Regions from separate parts of the Homo sapiens genome. Here all the other regions are linked to region 2. A link is a loop called in an ENCODE intact Hi-C map of the cell type or tissue named here. Cell type or tissue: PC-9. All regions are shown on one strand. Each heading gives the region's core, and the rest is flanking DNA. Links, peaks and the distances in the headings are about the cores only.

Evidence for each region. Hi-C counts contacts between places; a loop is a spot of excess contacts. Peaks named below come from ENCODE experiments on the same cell type or tissue, not always from the same donor. Only the 100,000 strongest peaks of a DNase experiment are listed, where the experiment ranks them.
Region 1: it touches region 2 in a loop (7-fold over the local background); 3 of 110 quality-filtered maps call a loop at or near these places.
Region 3: a loop joins it to region 2, with 7 times the contacts of the local background. A loop is called at or near these places in 4 of 110 quality-filtered maps.

Annotation. Positions count from the first base shown.
Region 1 is chr22:45,801,259-45,808,829 of GRCh38, forward strand. It overlaps ATXN10 (ataxin 10), which reads left to right. Exons shown (of 12, transcript NM_013236.4): 10 at 5,701-5,764. Among named protein-coding and RNA genes, the nearest start is that of MIR4762, 45 kb to the left of the region's middle. In PC-9, for the core only: no CTCF peak of the experiment used is centred there; a DNase peak (open chromatin) is centred at 3,863; H3K27ac peaks cover 1,645 bases.
Region 2 is chr22:45,740,320-45,747,890 of GRCh38, forward strand. It overlaps ATXN10 (ataxin 10), which reads left to right. Exons shown (of 12, transcript NM_013236.4): 9 at 50-219. Among named protein-coding and RNA genes, the nearest start is that of MIR4762, 16 kb to the right of the region's middle. In PC-9, for the core only: no CTCF peak of the experiment used is centred there; DNase peaks (open chromatin) are centred at 2,762 and 3,512; H3K4me3 peaks cover 3,451 bases; H3K27ac peaks cover 4,574 bases.
Region 3 is chr22:45,641,865-45,649,435 of GRCh38, forward strand. All of the region lies in intron 1 of LOC105373069 (a long non-coding RNA gene), which reads left to right. It overlaps LOC105373068 (a long non-coding RNA gene), which reads right to left. Exons shown (of 3, transcript XR_938309.4): 3 at 5,690-6,241. Among named protein-coding and RNA genes, the nearest start is that of ATXN10, 26 kb to the right of the region's middle. RefSeq lists silencers at 3,804-4,093, 4,104-4,173 and an enhancer at 6,823-7,323. In PC-9, for the core only: CTCF peaks have their summits at 3,884 (motif pointing right) and 4,084; no DNase peak of the experiment used is centred there.

The DNA of each region.
Region 1 (7,571 bases), core at 886-5,885, 61 kb after region 2:
AGCACTGGCACTTTTTAAAACCTCCCCCAAGTGATTCTAAGTTGTAGCCTAGGCTGAGGAGCACTGGCCAGACTTTGGCTCTGAGTTTTCTCTCTAGAGAGTGTCTGCAATGCCCAAGCCACTTCTTTTTTACTTCTGCTTGAGTCACACCATATGTTGCTGCCCAGGCATTGTGGACAAAAGCAGCAGCTCAGGCCTGAAATGCCCACTGCTAAGTGGCACAAAACACCATGGAAACAAATGCAACACAAAGATCAATGGTACTATATTTTTGTGAGACTTAGAATTGCTGTGTAAGGCTAAAGCCAGCAAAAGAGTATGGATGGAAATTACAAATCCAGACATACACCCAGTTAATGAGACAGTCAAGAACAACATTACACTAACTTAGAATAACCCCATATCTACCAAATTTCTTATGATTGTAGAAGTAGATCTTTCCATATTCAAACTTTGCTGAAGGACAGCTAGTGGTTGGTGAAGGATTACCATATCCAGCTCTTTTCAAATGTGGATGGTAAAGGAAACCTTTAGAATCTCAGAGCCAAATGAAAATAATATTACAAATCATTGCCATTTCCTGTGGTCTCATGATGTGCTGGGCACCATGCTGGATGCTTTCCCATACAGTCCTCACTGTACACCTGGGAGGTGGGTATGGCCCTCTTGTTTCATGTAAGAAAATTTAGACTTAATGAAGTTCAGAAACCTCCCCAAGGTCACACAGCTAACAGGCTCTGTTTTCTGTCAACCTAGTAGGTTTTCCCAAAGGAGCTTGGTTATTAGAGTTGGGCCTGTACCCTTAGCGGAGTGCCTACTCTGGCATTATTGGCTAATGTGGGAAAGAACAGTTCCCAAATCTATTTGTTGTCCTCTGTTTACACTTCATTTCCAGAGGCTAAATGTTAATTTGTTTAAGCCAGGCTTATTGTCTCCTGGAGATGCACTACCACGGGAAAGTGTTGACTGAGCTTGGCTCCTCAGTGTGAACTGTAACTTGTGACTCATTAATTACGGGCCTACAATCAACTCCCAACATGTTAGTAAAGAAACAAACAACTTTCTTGTTTAATGAAGTGCTGACAGAAGAAAACTTAATTGTTTCTCTCCTGCCCCAACATTAGCTTGACACTTGTAGTTATAGCAGTAAACTTGGACTTTGTAAAAACAAAATTGTATCGTCAGTCACCCTTCCTGAAGGTGCTGTATTGGTGTCTGCTTTTCCCAGTGACCTTAACCTGTGTTCATTCTTAAGTATGTAATTGTGTATTTGTCATAATGCCGCTGTCATCCTTGTCCAGAATAGGTCATTTATGTTGTAAACGTTTAATGAACTTCTATAAATGGTTCCCTTGTATCCTTTCCTAATGCAGCTGTATGAATAAGAAATATTTATCCAGGAACGCATACCCTCAGTTGACACACAACTCCAGTGGAACCATGATTTTTAAGAACTCTTTAGTTCACCTTTATTGCCTGCTTAAATTTCAGTTTTTAATGTGTGATTTCATTTCCTTCAAAGAACATCTTACCCATTTAGCATATCTCAAGAGTTCTACTTTTTTTTTGTAGAAAGTGAGGTGTTTTCCATGCATTGAATAATAAATCCCGAATACTTTTATTTCTCACTAATCAAAAAAAACCTGGTTTTTGAAAATAAATTTGAAACTTTGCCTAATGCAGAGAAGAAGTGTAAATTCAGCCCTGTTGAAGTAATTATTCAGTTTCGTCATGCATTTAGGAGCTACTGCCCAACCCCTTGTTCCTAAATGAACTAATTGCATTTAACAGTGTGAATGTCACCAACTACTGCTATCACTCCCAGTGCTCTTTATTGAGTATTTACTGTGTGCTAAACACACTCACAGTTACTCTTTGAAGAAGGCACTATCATCCCCATTTTACAGAGGAGGAAACCAAGTCTTAGGGGTTTCTTGACTTGCCCAAGGCCAACAGATCTCATAGCCAGGCTTTGACCCCAGCAGCCTGGCTCCACAGTGGCCACTCTTAATCCCTATGCCGCACTGCCTCCCAGTTCCATGAGCTTCATGTTTCATCTTATCTTCCAGCTTTTGCACATACTCTTCCCCCTGCCCAAAACACTCCCACAGTCCCCTTTGCCTTATTTAATTCCTGTTCATTCTTCTCATCTTAAGCTAAATGCCACTTCTTTAGGGAGGCCTTCTCTTGTGAGCCCCATGCTATATGTTCTTCTAGCCAAACAAACTATGAGCGTGAAAACCAACCTCAATCTGGCGTGGAGATGCACCTATGTTCCAGAAGGGTTTGGATCACACATTTATGGAGAGCTGGTGAGGACGAGCTGGATTCTTTCCTCTCAGTGACACTTATAGGGCCCTTGCTTCTTTTCTGGATTTCTCCTTATCTTCATCCCAATATCGGTCAGCACAAGGCAAAGGCATTTGGCATCTCTTCTTTCCCATTTGCAGACTTTACTGTACGTACTTTACTTTACGTACAGGATGCGTACGTACCCCATCCTGCTGGTAGACGTGGGGCAGGTTATCAGAGGAGAAGTGGGGGTGTGAGGGCATCCTTGGGAAGCTTTGGATACAGTCTCAGGTGGGGTCATTACCAACTTGGCCATAAAACTCTCTCTGTGCTTCTCAAACACATGATCCCCCCTCCAAGACCCACTCTCTATAGTGGTCGAACCCTCCATGCCAGTGCTTCCTAAACTAGCTGTGGTGAAGAGCCACTTATCTTTCCCTCAAACCATCCTGGACCTACATTTGGATAGGATATAGTATAAAATGAATGACTAGAAAAATAAATCTAAAAAAAGGCATAAGAATTCAAGCCCAAATTTCATCGTAAGATTCAGCAGACACCGCATGGCTGTCATATTGTCGGCAGTTTCTCAGCTCCCTCCCTTCAGTGTCTGTTCCTACAAACTGACAGTGGTCTCCAGACCTCACCTTGAATAGCACTTATTAGGTCAGTGACCACAGGAAGGGGACTTCTGAGCCTCACTTTTTTATCTGTAAAAGGGAACCAATAATACTTACTCTAGCATTTCAGAATTAAACGAAGTCATTAAAGCATCTGATTGCCTAGTATATGCCAGGTGTCTACTAAATAGTAGTTCATTTCCCATCACACCTTCAGTGCCTGGAAAAAATTACAGAAATTAGATGGTTACCAACTAATTTTTTCTCTTCTTCCTGGCCTTTGTAAAATAAGGATCGTTAATAGATTCCTAGCAAGCCTGTGTGTTAGAATCAGCTGGAGATCTGGTTTCTTTCAGCGGGACATGGCGTTTGGAATAGTTCATGTTCAGATGACTGAATGCAGTTTAAACACTTCTATGCGGTTCTGTATCATCTTAGGTTATGTATATCTCACTAGGGATGTAAAGTCAAAATACTGTTTAATTCTGAAAAGAACTTTATTTTATATTTCATTAGATTAATTTGTATGTTTTCAATTTTTATAACTTTAAATTTAATTTTTTAAAAGTAGATAAAACACAGAGGATTCCAAAGTCAAAATTATACAAGGCACATTCACAGAGTCTCCATTCCTGTTTCCTCCACCCCATTCTCTTCTTTACCCTGTGGATAACCATTATTTGTTTTTGGTTTAACCTTCCATTGTTTCTTGTTCAGAGTATTTAAAAATACTCCTTTATCACACACAAGATTCTCATATAAGGCTATTAACATGTTGTAATCTGGCTACATCTCCTGGCGATCCTCCCGCAGCAGTCCATCAGCAATCTTCTCCACTCACATTCACAGCCATATAGCAGTCTACTGTGTTTGTACCGTAGTTTATGTAAGCAACCCCCATTCGTGGAGACTTGAGTTGTTTCATAATAAGTTGTGCTGCACCCAGTATCATTAGTCATCAGAAATGCGCATCAAAACCACAATGGCATACCACTTCACTTACACTAGAATGCCTACTACAAAAGACAGACAATAGCAAGTGTTTATGAGATTGTGGAGATGCTGGAACCCTCATAAATTGCTGGGTGAAAATGTAAAATACTGTAAACACTGTGAAAACAGTCTGGCTGTTCCTCAAATGTTTATAACTCATATGATCTAGCAGTTTGACTCCTAGGTATATACCCAAGAACAATGAATACTTATATCCACTCAAAAACATGTACATGCACATTCAGAGCAGCATTATCATGATAACCTAGAGGTGGAAATAACACAAATGTCCATTAGTGGGTGAATGGAAAAATGCAATGTGGCATATCCGTACAATGCACTGTTCACGTTACTCAGCCGTGAAAAGAAATGAAGCGCTGACATGCCACAACATGGGTGAACCTTGAGTGAAAGAAGCCAGGTTCAAAAGGCTACATGTCGTTCAGATTTTCTGACTCCGTTATAGGAAATGTCCAGAATAGGCAAATCCAGAGAGACAGGAAGTAGAAGGATAGTTGCCAAGGACTGGGGGGAGGGAAGAATAAGGAGTGACTGCCAGTGGGTGTGGAGTTTCTTTTAGGGGTGAGGAAAATGTTGGAAAATTGGATCATGCTAATGGTTATATAACTCTGTGAATATACTGAAAACCACCAAATTGCACACTTTAAAAGTGTGAATTTTATAGTTTGTGATGATGTCTCAGCAAAAAATGAACTGGGCCAGGCACAGTCACTCATGCCGATAATCCCAGTGCTTTGGGAGACCAAGGCAGGAGGATCACTTGAGGCTGGGAGTTTGAGACCAGCCTGGGCAACATAGTGAGACCTCATCTTTACAAAAAAATAAAATAACAAAATAAACTATGCTGTAGTGAATAACCTTGTGTCACACATTATTTCATGGGGTAGTGTGCTTTTGATCTGTAATTTTAGAAATGGGGTTACTGGGTTATGTGTCATTTTGCTGCTTACACCCAGTTCCCTTTCATGGGAGTTGTACCATTTTCCCTCCAGCAGTGTATGAGAGTGTCTGTTTCCTTGTGGCCTTACCAATAGCATTTGTTGTCAGACTTGGTTATTTGTTAGTCTGGCAGGTAAGAAATGTGTATAATTATAATTTGCTTCCCTCTTATGAGCACGTTTGAACATATTCTGATGTCTTTTTAGTTTATTTGTATTTTCGGTGCCATGTATGTTTCATGTATCTCACCTGTTTTTCTATTGTATTGTTGGTGGTGTTTAAATTTTTACAAGTTCTTTATATATTAAAATATTAATCCTTTGCAAATATCTTCCAAATCCGTGATACCTTACAAATAATTTTCCCAGTTCTCATTTGCCTTGAAAAACAAATAGTCAAATTTTAAAACCTTTCCCCTGTTGCTTCCGGATTGAATCATAGTTAGGAAAGCTTTTCCTATTCCCAGCTTAGAAGAGGAATTCACCCATGTTTTTTTCTAGTACTGATTTTCTTTATTATTTAAGTTTAGATCTCATATCTATCTGGAGTTTATCCTGGTGAACAATGTTAGGAAGTGATCTACTTAGATTCTTTTTTATATGGCTACCTACTTGCCCCAATATTTTTTTTTGAAGTCCAGTGAAAATAAAATAAAATATCACTTTTTGTTTACATGTCTGTTTTATGTAGTTCTGGGTTGATATAGATATTTCAGATAATAGTGCAAACAATATTATAACATTGAGTAAGAAAACACAAAAGGAACAAGTCATCTGTAATCTCTGACTATAGCCATGCTGTTTTCAGTGTATAAACTTATCTTCTTTCTCTCTAGGTAAATGAGCTGGATGGTATCCCGTTGATCCTGGACAACTGCAACATCAGTGACAGTAACCCCTGTATCCTTGCATGTGAATTACCATGCACAAGTTTACAGCCGGGGCCCTTAGCAAAACAAGTCCCTTGCCTCATGTTCATTCAGTATGTAGCTGGCTGCCTTGCTTGCTTGTTTACTTGTTCCTGAGAACCAAATCATTTTCTCAGAGTTATGGTGCTAGAATATCATTTCTGTAACCTTTGTAGTATGGTAAGCTAGTTTTTTCATGGTGAATAAGACATTCCAAATGAGCATGTGGCCAAAAAGCACTTTAAAACCTGGGGCACAGGCAGCCCATGCAAGGCACTGTGCTGCGCATCACCGGTGTCACCTTTCCAGTGTGTGTGTGGTCTCTAGAGTAGACACGAACTATGGCATATTGTTTTGCTATAGAGATTCTGAGTACCCAGTCTTTTGGAAGTACTGTTTTAACAAGGGTTTGGCAACGTAGAAACATGAGGAGCACTCTGGCTCCCTAGCAAGAGGAAGGAGCATCTCAGTGGTGCTGAATTCTCATCTTCGGAGGGTTTGTCCTGCAGCCCTCTGCGGCAGAAGCTGAGAGCACTGGCTCTTGCCCTGGCTTGGGTTGGCCACCCTTGCTGGAGGGTGTTCTGCAGGGACCCTGCTTTTTTCCTACCAGTTCAACTAGTTGTACTATACAAAACTGTACAGTGGTGACTAACCAGGGACCGGATACAGCTTGTTTAGATTTGAGATAAAACCTACTGTTTAATTTCACGAACTTCCCTGGTGAAAGCCAAACTTAGCTGTGTCCCTTGTCCTGGTCACTGCTTGGCTGGTGGTGGGGCAGGGGTGAATAAGGCTACTGCAAGGACTGGGAGCGTAGCCTGCGGGAGGCAGTGAGGAGCCTAGCCTAGCATTGAGGAGACTGAGGAGGGGGGCATTTTAAAAATAAAACTATGGCTTCTGCCAAGAAGAGAAAAGCAGCTGATGAAAATCATGTGTTTCAAAGTAAGTAGACTGAGCGATGCTTATTATTTGTGCTGAAGATACTGTCATTTGTCTGATTAGCAATAGAAAACAATCTTATTTTAAAGAGCACAGTAGCTTGTAAGTTCAGTCAGGAAAAGACAAATACACAGCCTCAGAAGACTCCTCTGCAGGGTAAAGCAAATTTGGTTTAGTGCGTGGCATTATCATGAGTCCCTGAAGGCTGTGCTCATTAAAGAGTGTTGACATTTTTTTAGCCCCCCAAAAAGGAAAGAAAAAAGAAGAAAGCTTCTAGTCATGGGAAAGCAGTACGAGAATGTTCAGGTACAATTGCAGATGTTGCATTTCCCAATGAAAACGATGATTTATTATGAAAAAAGAAATTCACTCACAGTTTACTTTTACATTCCCTGAATTGACCTTCCAGTGAAGCAGGGTGTTCATTGCGTCTTTGGCTTTTAGCAAAGACCAGAAAATAAAAAGACTGTTGTACACGAGCACATTGTAGGCCTACAGATGCTCGCAGCACCTTCCACCTTGGTGTCCTCCTTGCCAGATGGCCATCCGTTCATTCAGTTCTTCCTTCAGGAAACATTCATTCAGTCCCTCTTGTGTGTTTACACCCATTGCCTTATTGAACCCTGACAACACCATGAAGCAGATACTATGATTATCATCCGTATGTTGTAGATGATGAAATAAAACTGAGTCTCTAGCTTGCCCAGAGGTCAGAACCAGATTTTATACATGTGAGTGCCTGACCTTAGCCACTTCCCCACACTGCCTTCTTAAAAGTCACCGGGAGGAGACAGAGCACATGCAGAGAACCACATAAACATATTCATGTAGTGGAGAAATGGTTCAAAGTTACACATGGA
Region 2 (7,571 bases), core at 1,206-6,205:
CTAAAAGTTACTTTTCTGTGGAAAATGAAGTTTACTCTTTTGGTTATAGATCTTTTGCGGGTGATTCATGTAGCTGGAAAAGAAACCACAAACATCTTCAGTAATTGTGGTTGCGTGAGAGCAGAAGGTGACATCTCCAATGTGGCCAATGGGTTTAAGTCTCATCTCATTCGTCTGATTGGAAATCTGTGTTACAAGAATAAAGATAACCAAGACAAGGTAAGAGGATTTCTTAGTATGTATTATACATGTATGGCTTCATTTAGAATATAGTCCTTGGAAGACATTCACTCTTTTGGAGTGAAAGCTTGAGGTGCTTAGAAAGTAGCTTGGATAGAGAGATATATATTTTATATGAATACACACACACACACACACACACACACACACACACACACACATATATATACACACACACACGTGTGTGTGTGTGTGTATATATATATATGTATATGTTAATATATAGGCTCTTTGGAGCCTAGACAAATTTCTAACACACAGTAGATATTTAATAAACACTAGTTATTATTGCCTATTATCTTAAAAAACAAAGCTTAGATCTATATCCTATGTTTATGGACGATAGCATCATAAGCCTTTTCTTCTAGATGTTTTAAAATGGATATAAAAGGAATATAATATTTAAGTATGAAGTCTTTGAGGACCTAGTAGGCTGCTTTTAGAAACCTCTTATGTGCAGAAGAGCTTAAAGGTAGTTATATTGAGAATGTGAGAGAATGGTAAGAAAGATCTCAGGGCAGTTGGACCACATGCTTCAGATTGATCTCGCCTTTCTGTATTTTTCTGGAGTTTTACTTCGGGTGGCATTTGATTTGCTTAGTTAAATATTAATTAAATTTCTGCCAGATTATATTTTTCTAAGATGGTGGCAGAATGTCTTGCATTGTACATGTGTGTCTGCAGTATGACTTTGCCACTCCCCTGTCGAGGGTTGGCATCTATTTCTCCATCCACTTGAATCTGGGCAGGCCCTGTGGCTGCTGTGAGCAATCAAATATGTGATCCTATACCATTTGTAGCATAGCCCTTAACTGGTCTAGCTGATTCTATTTCTGGCTTCTTAGAAGCCCGTCACTATGTAAGAAGTATAGATTCCCAGAGATCACCTTGCTGCGAGTTGCTGAATACACATGGAAAAGCCCTGGAAGATAAGATACAATGAGGAGAGAGGAAAGGTCTGGTGAAGGAACATCAAGGCATGAGATGTGTGCGAGAAACCATCTTGGGAGTAGATCCATCCTCAGTTTCTTACTTGCCCAGCTGATGCCACATAGATCAGGGCCCCCCTACTGGGCATAGTCCTTCCTGAATTTATGACCCATAGTATTATGAGAAAAAGTAAAAAATAGAAAAAAAAAATAAGGGATATAGGTCCTGCTTCAGTTAGTAGCCCAGTCAGTTACTGTTGGACTGATCCTTCTTCAAATAGCAATTATAAACTTTGGACAAAAAATAGCCATGTGAAGACACTCGAATTTGACACAAACGGGCAGATTCTGGAGTGAAATTGATGCTTGGAAGAAGGGAATGACACAGTGTGTGGCATGCAGGGCAGTGAAAAGTCAGTTACAAAATCTTCCGTCTTTCTAGCTTGAAGAATCAAAGAACAGTTTGAGGGCAACCATGGCATTGGAAAGTGAGGGGGGAATTGTGGAAAGTAGAAAACAGACCCCAAACTCTGGGTGTCAGCTACCTAAATCTCTGCTAATGGCTGAATCACACGTGTGGGGCAGGCTCCAGGCAGCTAAGCTAAGGATGAAGTCATTGTATTGAGATTTGAGCTCCCACCCTAGAGTTTATAGTATTAAGTCCAACTTACACTGTAGATAATTAATAATTGCCCTCTAAAAAAAAAAATCAACACTCTTTAGAGGAATATAATATAATCCAGAATTGCCACAGCATAATGTATCCTGTAATGTCCAGGATACAGTTTACAATTGCTTGACGTTCAGGAAAATGTGACCTGTTCTCAATTGAAAAGATGATCAGCGGAGACTGACTGTGAGAGGACACAGATACTGGGCTTAGCAGACAAGGATTTTAAAGTACCAAATGTAACCGTGCTCAAGGATGTAAAGGAGATACGCTTCATAAGAGTGAAAAGGTGGGATATCTCAGCAGAGAAATAGAAACTATAAAAAAGAACCAAATGGAAATCCTAGAACTGAAAAATACAGTATCTAAAATAAAAAAAAAAAAATACCGAATGTGCTTAACCTCAAGAAAGATCACAGAGGAAAGAGCCAGTACACTTTAAGATACATCAGTAGAAATCATCTAGTCTGAAAAACAAAAGCGGGGAGAAAGATTGAAAATAAAACGGCCGCTTTAGGATGCTAAATGTTAGGGTAATTTGTTATGTAGCCGTTGATAGCTGGAATAATTCCTGTGAGACATGGCGCAGAACCAAACGCTAGACAACTTGCACTTTTAGTATATGGGCGCACCATTTTGGCAATCCTCATCTTCAGGAGAGTGAGACTACTGATTCCCCCCTTGGGAAATTACTGGACTGATTTTTGCAAAAGAAAGTTGATAGCGAATAAAGCACTTTACCTTTTTAATGACCAGGACTGCCTTTCTTGAGCACAAAAGAGGTGGTTTTTCTTGTGTTTAACTATTCTTTTGTTGCTAATTTGGACTGGCCTCTTATAGGAACAAAATGCAGTAACCCTTAAAAGGCTTGCGAAATAACTCACTGAAGTCAGGATCAGATTGCACCATAAGTAAATATGGAGTGTGCCCAAGTGCTGCTGTGCAGAGGTCACTGGGGCGCACAGGAAGTCGATGGTGTGTCCTGTCACTTGTGCAGTTGCTAATAGCACTGCTGATTTCTCAGCAAACAGTTTAGAGGGTATGAAGGAGTTCATTCTTTGAGTATCAACTCAAATGCCCTCTGTTTCTCTCAGTTTCTTACGTGTGTCAACAAAAGGCCTGAACCTGAAAGCATTACCTCTGGGATTTTTTTCCTCCTTCCAAAGACCGACACAACGCCGAAATCTTGTTCTGGATGTGCTAGAGTGTTCTTTATTCTTGTAGCCAAATCCTTGTTCCAGCTGGGTGTTACAGATATTTGCCTTGCTCATTGTTGCCTCAAGGGATGGAATTCACTCGCACTCAGATGACTTTGGTTATAGTTTTGGGAAAATGGAATGGATGGTTATGTAGCAGGTCTTTATCACGGGACCAGTAATTCTCAGTGTTTTGTCTTGATGGATTGTCTCACTTCTAACCCAGCTAGGGCTTTAAGGGAAATTTGGCTCTGTCTCTGCTCCAAGACTAAAGATCTGAGTTGGGAGGGATTTCGTATCATCTAGCCTAATTTGGGTTCCTCCTTTGCCCAGAAGACAAAAGGGACTGATGATTTATTGTTTAGTGTTTACTATGTCCTTGCATTGTGCTTAGTGAATTACATATATTATCAACTTTAATCTTTGCATCAGCCTTGCAAAGCAGGTTCTGGTAACCACATTTTAAGGAGAGGCCATCCAGTTAGGTGCAGAGCCCAGGGTAGAATTTGGATTTGTTTGCCTATTGAGTTCCCAGGCCTGTGCTCACTTCCTGCCCCATGGTGAGAACTTGCCAAAAGGTTGGAGAAAAGGGTTTAAAATAGACTTCCTGCAGGACTTCAGGCTGGAGGCTGGTCAGTCTGCGTCTCCTAGGCCAGCCAGGCCCCTTAGACTCCCTCCTGGTTGAAGTTGGGAGCTCTTGGGGGTCCTCTTATCCTTGTTTCTGATTCACCCATTCATCAAATACGAATGTTTGCTGGCTTGGGGATCCTTTGACGGGTAATTCAGGCAAGGTATTAATATCTTCTGTGGAGCTTCCATTCTGGCATCATCTGGGGACCATGCTTGCCTCTTTGAATCAGAATCTCAAAACTACTCATGACACAGATTTTCCTAAAATCTTTGTGTACTGCCTGATTCCTCTGAATTTTGAGCAAGACTCTTTCAAGCCCAACTGTGTCTGTGTTGTCTGTGTAACTTCATCCATTGCAGTGAGTATGGTGCCCACCTGCTGGATGGCCCTCTTACACTTGTGTGGCACTTTCCATTTTCCAGAGCTCTTTTCATCTGCTTTAGTTTGTTGGAGCCTTATGATACCTCTGTGGAAAGGGCTGAAAAGATATTTCCACCATCATTTTCTAAATGAAGAAACCAAGGCCCCGAGACCAAGTGTGATTTAACTCAGCTAGCACTTGCTGAGTGAGAATTGCCGTGTGCTGCATGCTCTGGAGAAGACAGTCGCTTTAGTGGTGGAATGACACATGTCCACTAGGAGCTGTAGCAAAAGTCCGTGTGGTGAGGCCTGTCAGAAAGGAACAGGGGGGTGATGTGTCCTCTGGGCTGGCTGTGCCAGGAGCATTTCTCTCTAAGGACAGGCACTGGACTGCCAGGAGCATGGTATCAACTGGAAGGATGGTCATCTTTCTTTGAGATACTTGTCTTTGGGCAAGATTTAAGAGAATCAAGGTACGTTGCCTCAGATTGAAAATCTGCACAGAAATGTATTTTATCCCAAATTCTCATGAGTCTTTAATGCTTAAGTCTGTACACGTGATAGATGTAGTGTTTCCTGAATTGTAAAGGAATTGCTAGACTTCCCTTTACCTCGTCATGGTAGGGAGGTGTCAAATCCTTACTGACTTCTATTCTTACCTTGTTTTTTTGTTCTCGACTTGTGTAGTATTTCCTTGCTACAACTGTAGTGATTAGTTTACTTCTAAACTTTTGTGGACCTAAATGGAGATTCTGTTTTGGTTTCTATTGTAAGAAGCACAAAGATACTAATGCTATAAACATGAAGAAAGCATTCTTCAGCTTCTTCTTTGTTAGAATAAGGAATGTATGGTTTACCTTTTTCTTCCCTATTCTTCTTCTTTTCACTATTGTCATAACCTCTTTAAGTGAATCTTTATTAGAAGAAAAACCAAACGTTTATTTCATAAAGCTAAGTGCATTTTTCAAATCGGACAGACAGATGATCTAGTTTATCTACCTTCCGCCCGCCAAGGAAATTGTATTGACTAGGATGGGCCATATATCCGTTCTGCTAAAGGTTATGGAACTGCTATTCAGTTTCTTCTCCTCCTCCTTCCTCCTCCCTGATTTAAAATATTCCCAGCAGTCACATACTTGATGATCCCATGTCAAATATATGTGCCTATAAATCTTTTACTATAAGCATACCTTAATTTTAAAGTAAGTCTGTACTGTATGAAAAAGTTCAACATGTAAAGACAAACTTTATTTGGCCCCTTCAGTTCTCAATTTTGAAGGCAGGTTCATTTATATACATAAAATAATCTTTGTAATACATTTTTCGTTAACTTTGTGTTGCTCATCATGTTACTCCCAGCATCTAAATTGTACCTGGCACATAGTAGGCATTCAGTAAATTTTTCTAATTTTTCTTGAATGACAATTTATTTGTAAAATAAATTGAATGTTGAATGTTTACTACATATCAAGTGCACTTTTAGGTTCTGAAGATACACAGCAAGTAAGACAGTTCTTTTCAAGGAGTGTAAATATTACTATACAATTTTCTGACTAAATTTACAAAGACTAGTAAAAATAGATAACTTTTCAAATGAAAATTAATGTTCCTTTAAATTCTGAGTTCTGTATTTTTGAAAGTCTTTTTTTATGTTTGAATATATTCTAATTTACTGTAATTTGCCATCGTTTTATTTGATCCAAATCATATATATTTTAGATTATAAGAACATCTGTATTGTATAATATTTGCAAGTAATTAAAAAATATTTTTTAAATCCTAGGTTTAGGCTTCGTAGATCTGAATGCGGTTTTTTCATTAATCTTAAATAAAATTTAAGACTGAATTTACAGTTGTTAAACATTCATAACATGATCAATTTTTAGTGGGTTTTTTGGTGGGGTGTACTATTTTCCACCCTTTTTGTATCTAGTTGCAAGGAGCCAAGAACAGGCAAATTATTAACTCCTTTATTATTTCCTCCTGTCTGAAATGTTTTCAAGCAGCGTATTTGTCTGTTAAATCATGAAAAACTGAAAAAAAAAGTCTATGGCTATTTCCTAATGATTTTATTTAGGTTGTTGCTCTTAATGAGGATTAGTACCTGTTTTGTACATCAGTACTGGCTGACTTGTCAGTTACTCGGATAATTGATCGAGTGATTGCTCTGCAGAGAAATAAATAAATGCTTAACTAATATGTGTTAGTGTTTTTCTTTTTGCAACTGTAAAATAGGCCGGGGTGGCATGGCCCTTGGTGCTCAGGCAGGGCCAGCTTCTATATTCTCAGCCTATACTAGCACTGTGTGGACTTCCCAACCTTCATACTTTCCCTGAGTGACCTTAACTTGGCCTTCAGAACTCAAGGTCACAGGTACCCTGTTGACCTGTGCAGAAACACTTTCTCTTCTACGCTCCTCACTATACTCTTCTGCCCTCTGCTCACCCCCTGACTTACACTCTACCTATAATCAGTTTCTGTGGGTAAATAGGTTATGGGTTGTTGATTCTGATGCATATTTCAGTATACGTGTGCTGTTGTTTTTGGTTTTACTTAATAAGTGTTTAGTGTGATACACATACGTAAACTGATCACCAGCAGAACTGTGACATATGAAACACTTTATTTGGGTATCACTCAATTTTACTGTAGCAGCCTCCATCCCTTCTTAGTTATACCACCGTTACCACCACTTTTGTCCTTGCTCCTCCCTTGATGTTTTGTCTTTCATGAAACCCATCTCCCAAGGTCTTTCTGGATGATAATGGCTTAATTCACTCTCTTTCCCAGATACATGTTTTTCCTTCTTTATAGGAACCTAACTCTGCCTGTCTAATTGGGGAATTCCAGGCAGGGTATTGAAAATGTCTGGGGGGCCGGGTGCAGTGGCTCAAGCTTGTAAACCCAGCAAGCACATTGGAAGGCTGAGGCGGGAGATTGTTTGAGCTCAGAAGTTGGAGACCAGCCAGACAACATAATAAGACTCCATCCCTACAAAATATTTAAAAATTAGCTGAGTATGTTGATGCATGTTTGTAGTCCCAGCTGTTTGGGAGACTAAGGTAGGAGGATTGCTTGAGCCCAGGAGGTCGAGGCTGCAGTGCACCGTGATTGTGCCACTGTGTTCTAGCCTCGGTGAGGGTGTGAGACCCTGTTTAAAAAAAAAGAAACAGAAAATGTCTGAGCAGTGGGTTCTCCTGTCACTGACTTTTCTGTCATTGCTTGGCTTGTAACATTGGATCCACGTGTGTGCTGTTTATAGAGGAACCTTACAACAGGCAGAGAGCTTATGAGACTTTAGAGTTCAGTAAACTCAGAGTTGCCTCTTAGTTGACCATCTATTAACTGTTTAAATTTGGACAAGTGTCTCAACCTTTCTGAATCTCAGCTTCTTCATGTATAAAATAGGGGCAGTTACACCTCCTTGTGGGGTTGGGAGGATTAAATGTGATCATGTATAGGAAGTATCTCATGTCTGTAATCCTAGTACTTTCGGAAGCCGAGGCAGGAGGATCACTTGAGCCCAGGAGTTTGAGAGCAGCCTG
Region 3 (7,571 bases), core at 1,766-6,765, 98 kb before region 2:
GTCTGTGCCCAAATGTTGAGGGAAATGGATCTGCCTTGACCCTTTCCTTTGGCGCGATCTCAGCTCACTGCAACCTCTGCCTCCAGGTTCAAGTGATTCTCTTGCCTCAGCCTCCTGAGGAGCTGGGACCACAGGTGCGCACCACCACACCCAGCTAATTTTTGTATTTTTAGTAGAGACGGGATTTCGTCTTGTTGGCCAGGCTGGTCTCGAACTCCTGGCCTCATGTGATCCACATGCCTCCGTCTCCCAAAGTGCTGGGATTACAGGCATGAGCCACCGCGCCTGGCCACCCTCTCCTTTCAATGAAACGCTTTTACCTTGGTTTACAGACTCAGATGAGATACTTCCCATCTGTTCATAAAGGGAACAGATTCTGACTTGTGTTCTAATCTTGAGTACCAAAAACTCCCCTAGAAGGGAGCTCTGCATTTTCAGAGGCTCACCCACGTGCCCATGTAGGGTCTGAGAAAGGTCCTGCATGGGTGAGTGATTTAGGGACAGGCGGTAAACTGAGGAAGTGACACAAAGCCTCCTGCACAGAGATCCCACATTCTACCTGGTATTACTCCCATTCTCTGCACTGCTGACAGCTCTCAAACAGATTCTTTCCACGAGGAATTAGCCCGCACACAACATGAATGGGCTCGTTTTATATCAGAAGGCTGAATTTTAACTGACAAATTGGACAGGTTCCCTAAGGCAAGGGTTGCTAAGCTTTGTCATTCTCGCTAAAAATGTGATTTATAATATATTTCTATTTGCTAGACACTCCTTTTCCCAGGAATGAAGACCCAGCCCAGAAACAGGAGGTCTGCTCAGTATCTTGACCCCATATAAAAATATGCTCCTCAAAAGTTTTCATTAGCATATAAACAGATATGCATCAATCAATCTGCAGCATGGCCACGTCAGCTTTATTTCATTATGTTTTAATGATATTTTAAGCAGCCAAACTCTTAGAATTCAGGACAGGGCAAGAGTAACCCACAATTTACTTTAGAATTTTATGTTTTAAAGGAAAGATCTAAGGGTCTGATGAAAGGAGTTGTATTTCCTCGGATCTTTTCTTCCACTTTATAAAATAAAAACCATTTTTGTTGCTTCTTAAGTACTCTGGTATTTACAAATGCAGAATATGTCAGATATTAGAGATCAACCCACACCTTCAGCCAAGTTTCCTCAGAGATCCTTTGTAAAAAAAAAAACCACACACACAAAAAGTGGGTGAAACCGTCTGACTTCTTAGAAGTCTGAGTTAAAAGTTGCAAACTCATTTTGCCCAAGATAACCAGAAATGCTCTAAGCTAAGTGGGCAGAAACAGATTTGATCTCTGTATCTGATTGCTGGCAGAAGTCAAGCAGCCAATTTTTCAACAATGTCTCCATATCATGAAACTTCCTAAAAATCTTCAAGGGAGTAACCTGAGCTTGTGAAAAATGATCCCGAATGTCAATAGGACAAAGCTTCCCTTCCAAGATATAATTAGGGGAGCTTGGAGCAGGCCTTTCATATTTGAGTTGACAAGCATCTTTTTTCCTTTGTTCAGTCTGTTCTGGAGGGCTTTAGGAGGGCTTCGCCATTTCTTTGTTAAGAGGAATGGTTGAAACAAAATTTGTATAAGAGGAATCATTTAAAATTGAATCCATCCAATAGGAATGTTTATTTTACCCAACGTTTTTCTGTGTGAGAATAATACCTGTTTTTTCTAGGTAATATATGTCTTTTATTTAATCACATGCATATTTAAGCCTCTAAGTTCTCTGTTCAAAACACTGATTTTTTTTTTTTTTTTTTTTTTTTTTTTTGAGACAGGTCTCGCTCTGTCGCCCAGGCTGGAGTGCAGTGGCGCTATCATGACTCACTGCGACCTTGACCTCCCAGGCTCAAGCGATCCTCCCACCTTAGCCGCCCAAGTAGCTGGGACTACAGGTGTACATCACCATGCCCAGCTAATTTTTCATAGAGATGGGGTTTCACCATGTTGTGCAAGCTGCTCTTGAACTCCTGGGCTCAAGCAATCTGCCCACCTTGGCCTCCTAAAATGTTAGGATTCCAGGCATGAGCCACCGCACCTGGCCCGTAACACTGATTAAAGACATACAGATCGGCCGGGCGCGGTGGCTCACGCCTGTAATCCCAGCACTTTGGGAGGCCGAGGAGGGGGCAGATCACGAGGTCAGGAGTTTGAGACCAGCCTGGCCAGCATGGTGAAACCTTGTCTCTACTAAAAATACAAAAAATTAGCCAGGCATGGAGGGATGCGCCTGTAATCCTAGCTACTCGGGAGGCTGAGGCAGGAGAATCACTTGAACCTGGGAAGCAAAGGTTGCAGTGAGCTGAGATCCCGCCACTGCACTCTAGCCTGGGTGACAGAGTGAGACTCCATCTCGGAAAAAAAAAAAAAAGATATACTGATCATATGAGCAAAGCATTGCTAAGAAGGCTGATGTAATTGTTAGGCTCCACTGAGAGACGCCTGGTGTCTAGAACTTACGATGTCCAGGCTGGTGGGAGCTGGCCTGGAGTTGGTACCCCGTGGCGATAGAAACATGAATGCATGAAGAGTATCTACAGAAGGGACCAGAACCTTGAGAAGACTCAGAACTCTCAAGCAGAGGCCGGTTGCGATGGCTCAAGCCTGTAATCCCAGCGCTTTGGGAGGCCGAGGTGGGCAGATCACTTGAGCCCAGGAGTTCGAGACCAGCCTGGCCAACATGGTGAAACCCCCACTCTACTAAAAATACAAAAATTAGCCGGGGGTGGTGGCGCATGCCCGTAATCCCAGCTGCTCGGGAGGCCGAGACAGGAGAATTGCCTGAACCTGGGAGGCACAGGTTGCAGTGAGCTGAGATTGCACCACTGCACTCCGGCCTGGGTGATAGAGCGAGATTCCGTCTCAAAAACAAACAAAAAAACCAAAAAAACCTCAGAACTCTCAAGCAGGACTTCTCAACCTCAGCACTGTTGACTTTTGGGTGGGACAATTCTTTGTTGTGCGTGTGGCGGGATGGAGGTGCTACGCCATGTACCTTAGGATGCTTAGCAGCACGGGGGCCTCTCCCCACCAGACGCCAGGAGTGGTCTCCCTCCTCCGGGTAGATCACCAAAAGTTCTCCAGACATTGCCAAATGTCCCCTGCAGGGCAAAATCGTCCTCGGTTGAAATTGTCCACTGCTCTAAAGAATGCAGGAAGTTGGGCACACTTAGCTCGGAATGAATATTTACAGGGAACATTAAAGCTGTTTGTAGGCATCGTACGAAAAAAGTTATTCTGATTGTTTCAGAAGGCTGAGCAAGAACAAACGGGGCAAACCTGTATTTTGACTAAGGAACAAGGAGACCTTTCTAGAAGAACCGCTCAGCTCCCAGTCCCCAAAGTGTGTATGTTTAGACCGGGCGAGGATCCTGAATCAAGGTCCGGGCCTCTTTCCTCGGAAGAACAGACCGACCGATGGTCTTCTGGGCACCCAGAGGAGCAGTCAAGCGCGGTGCTTGCTGAGAGCTTGGCCTCCGTGGGTGCCATTTAATCTGCGGTTGGGAGAGGTATTCAGAGCTTTGCAGATGGGCCTCTGCCGTTCCTCAGGGCCCACTCCAGTGCCCAGGGAGGGTGGGCAGAGCAGCGGAGGCAGGGGGCTTGCGGTGGGGCTGGGGCCGGCAGAGGAACAAACGGACTCACAGGACGTGCGGCAGGCAGGAGAGCCCTCTCCCGACCTGACCGTCACGGAAGCCTCTCAGCCGGTGTCTGAGCTGGGACTGGGACCCAGAGTCCTCAGTCAGGCTCTTCCCTCCGAGGTGGGGAGGCGAGCCCGGGGATCCGCACCTGCCCAGGTGGACTCCGCTGCTGCGTGGCGCCTGCCCTGGGACCCACGTGCGGCTAGGCGGCACCTCCCCGGGCGCCCAGCAGGTGGCGGTGCGCGGCCTCGAATGGCGGCTGGCAGGGCCGGGACGCGGCGGCTCCTCGCCGGGCGCGTTTCCTCCTCCAGCACTGTCTCACCCTGCTCCATGCTAACCTGCTGAACGGCCCCTGGCCTCTTTCCGCCCCGCCCCCGCCTCCGCAATGCGCCCCCCTTCCCTTCTGCGGTCCCCTGCCTGTCGCCCTCTCACGCTCCAGGTTGTGAGCGAGTATCTCCCCACTTTAACACCCTACACCACACCGCGCCCGGCCACAAGACAGCTTTACAACATACACAACCCTGACGAGGAAACGTGTTCAAAACCAATCACTGCGCTCATCATAAAGGTAAAGAAAGCAAGGAGGTGTGTGTCCACGCACAGGGTAAATGTGGGCTGGGTGTGGGGTTCTAACTTGGAGAGGGCCTGAGGGCAGTGGCAACTCGCATTGCATTGGAGGGAGGCCTTGGCAGGGCCCACGGGGAGAGGCTAGAGAGCCTCCCAGGTGCGGGGCAAGGCATGGGCTATGCTTGGGGGCAGAAACAGACATCTGGGGAGCAATGAGAGGCTTTTGGCTGCAGAGGGGCAGCCGGGAGACCTGCCCCAACCCTCTTCAAGCCCTTGGTCTTGTTTCCTGACATCCCAGGTCGTGTACAAATGTCTCCTCTCCTAGAAGCCGAGGTTGAAAAATGGTCAAACCATTAATTACTCAACAGTTTGTTTGGGCAGTAGTGTCTGCAGCAGTGGGGTTTTTATACAGCACAAAAATAACAAAACAAAGTTGGAAAGCGAGGGCCATTCTGGATGAACGTCCACCCTTGGCTCATGGTCCAGGCCATCGAGATGTGTGACCATCCTGAGAGAGCAGATGACAGAGGTGCTTGTGCCTTTGGTTGGTGGGGAGTGGGTGGAATGTGGCCATTTTTTGGTAGTGGGGTGAACTTGTGAACAGTGTGATCATAATAATGGCTAACAGGTTTTTTTATTCTTTTTTTTGAGATGGCGTCTCACTCTGTAACCCAGGCTGGAGTGCAATGGTGTGATATTGGCTGACTGCAACCTCCGCCTCCTGGGTTCAAGGGATTCTCCTGCCTCAGCCTCCCAAGTAGCTGGGATTACAGGTGCCCACCACCACACCTGGCTAATTTTTGTATTTTTAGTAGAGACGAGGTTTCACCATGTTGGCCAGGCTGGTCTCGAACTCCTGACCTCAGGTGATCCACCCGCCTTGGCCTCCCAAAGTGCTGGGATTACAGGCGTGAGCCACCGTGCCCGGCCGGCTAACGGTTTATGAGCACTTACCAGCCACTGTCCTATGCCCTCTCGTTGAATGCTCACAATGACCCAATGGGATGACCCTGTCACCATCGTCCATCCCATCTTTCAGAAGTGGACGCTGAGTCATGCTGAAGTTATATAATGCACTCAGCTCACATGGCTGGTAGCACTTGAGGCAGGGATCTGGACACAGACGGCTTGACTCCGGAGCTCCTCTCAACCACAAGCCAATGTCAACAAGCCTCCACCATGAAGGTCCTGAATGATATGAATAAAATAGCATTCGCGGCAGAGTGATCTCCTTGGATCTCCTGAGTGGCCCATTTGGCAGTGGGTATGGCTGGGACAACTATTTGCTAGCTTACTAGAATGTCATCATTCGTGAAGTATCTTCATATACATAATCATATTTGATTCTCCCAGCAGCTCTGTGTGCTGGGCAAAGCAGATATTAGAAACCCCATTTTATAGATGAGGAAAGTGAGTCTTGGAGGCTGTTGAGTGGCTGGCCTGGAAGCTGGCAGTTTCCTGGCAGCTTTGGAAGCTGCAGTCAGGGAGTGGGATTTCAGAGTGCAGTTGGAACCTTCGAGAGATGACAAAGGCCCAGGGTATGGGTGGCCACGGTGGAACGGAGGTAAAGGTCACCATCCAGGAGGTATGGAAAGGGCTGTGCAGTGCTGGCAGTCCCCCGGACGCCTTGTGCACCTGAGCTGGGGCTGGACTGGGAACCAGCAGAATCAGGCACCTGCTGCGGGTCAAGCCTGTCGGTAGCTTATTTCAACCACTCTTCACGATTTATCTCGGTTTATCTCCCTCTCCTCAGCCATGCTTTCCAACTTTGTTTTCTGTTATTTTCCTCTGCTTACTGAGGCTGAGTGCTGTGACTTGTGCGAAAGCGTGACTGGCAGAACCCACAACTGTCTGCCTACGATGTTGTTATTTCTGTCCTCTCCAAGGGCCTCTTCTCGGCTTATGTCCTCTGCACACTTGCGCACCGTGGAATCCAGCCCGCTTCTCAAGCCTCACTGTTTAGATTTGGGACGCCAGTTCCTGGGCATGGTTTTAGCTCTGAAATTGGAAAGAAGGACACTTAGCTTAGAAATGTTATGGACAAAATAATTCATGAGGATTTGTAATAGACTGGGGGTGGGGAGGAGCCAAACCAGCGAAGAAGAGGAGGAAATGAGTGACATAAAAATTGGGGGCTTGGGAAGACAATGATAGGGTGGTTAAAAAAGGGAAGGATTTGGTATAAAGAAAATAAGTCCTGTTCAGCAATGTTTGGTGGTGGTGAGACGCTGCTCACAGGGTAGACAGAAGCAGGAAGTGAGGGTGAGAACTAAGGGCCACAGAAGCACACCTGTGAGTCATCGGGGGACGCATGGAACCCAGGAACCATGCACGCAAAGCCTCGGGGGGCTGCCAGTGCTGGGCTGCCCTTCCCACACCTGCTGGGCAGTGACCTTCACCTCCGCTCACTGTGGCCACCCACGCCCTGGGCCCTGTCATCACTTGAAGGTTCCAACTGCACTCCGAGATCCCGCTCCCTGACCACTTCCGACGCCGCCAGGCCTCTCACGCCTCCGTCCCACCACACCCCCTGACCTCGTCCTGATCTCAGCTCCCTGCACTTTCCTGTGGACACCAGCCACCCCGGGTCCCCATCTCTGGGCCTCCGGACCACAGGGGACATCATCCCAGCCACACTCTTGCCAGCGCCCTCACATGCCTGGCCCTTTTGTCCTTCCGCCCTGCTCATCCGCAGCACTCAAGCCAGGGATTTACACAGCACCTGTCTCCGCCATCCCATGCTAGCCTCCACACTCTGGTGGGAGAGAGCCCACACCAAGGATGTTTGGTGCCTGCAAAGCCATGGTACTCAGAGGCAGCTGCTCACCCCATGCTCTCAGCCTCCTCCTCTTCCCAGCATGTATTCCAAATGGGTGACATCTTTTCTGGCAGATGGCTCTGCCTTGTAGTTCACAAAGGAACAGGGCAGGGCGCAGGCATGGACGCCCAGAGCGCTGTGCTCCCCTACCTAGAAATGCATTTTCTTTCTTTTCTTTTCTTTCTTTCTTTCTTTTCTTTCTTTCTTTCTTTCTTTCTTTCTTTCTTTCTTTCTTTCTTTCTTTCTTTCTTTCTTTCTCTTTCTTTCTTTTTCTTTCTTTCTCTCTCTCTTTCTTTCTTTCTTTCTTCCTTCTTTCCTTCCTTCCTTCTTTCTTCTTTTTTTTTGAGCTCTGTTGCTCAGGCTGGGGTGCAGTGCCACAATCTTGGCTCACTGCAACCTCTGCTTCCCAGGTTCAAGCGATTCTCCTGCCTCAGCCTCCTGAGTAGCTGGGACTACAGGCACGTGCTACCAGGCCTGGCTAATTTTTGTGTTTTTAGTAGAGACAGGGTT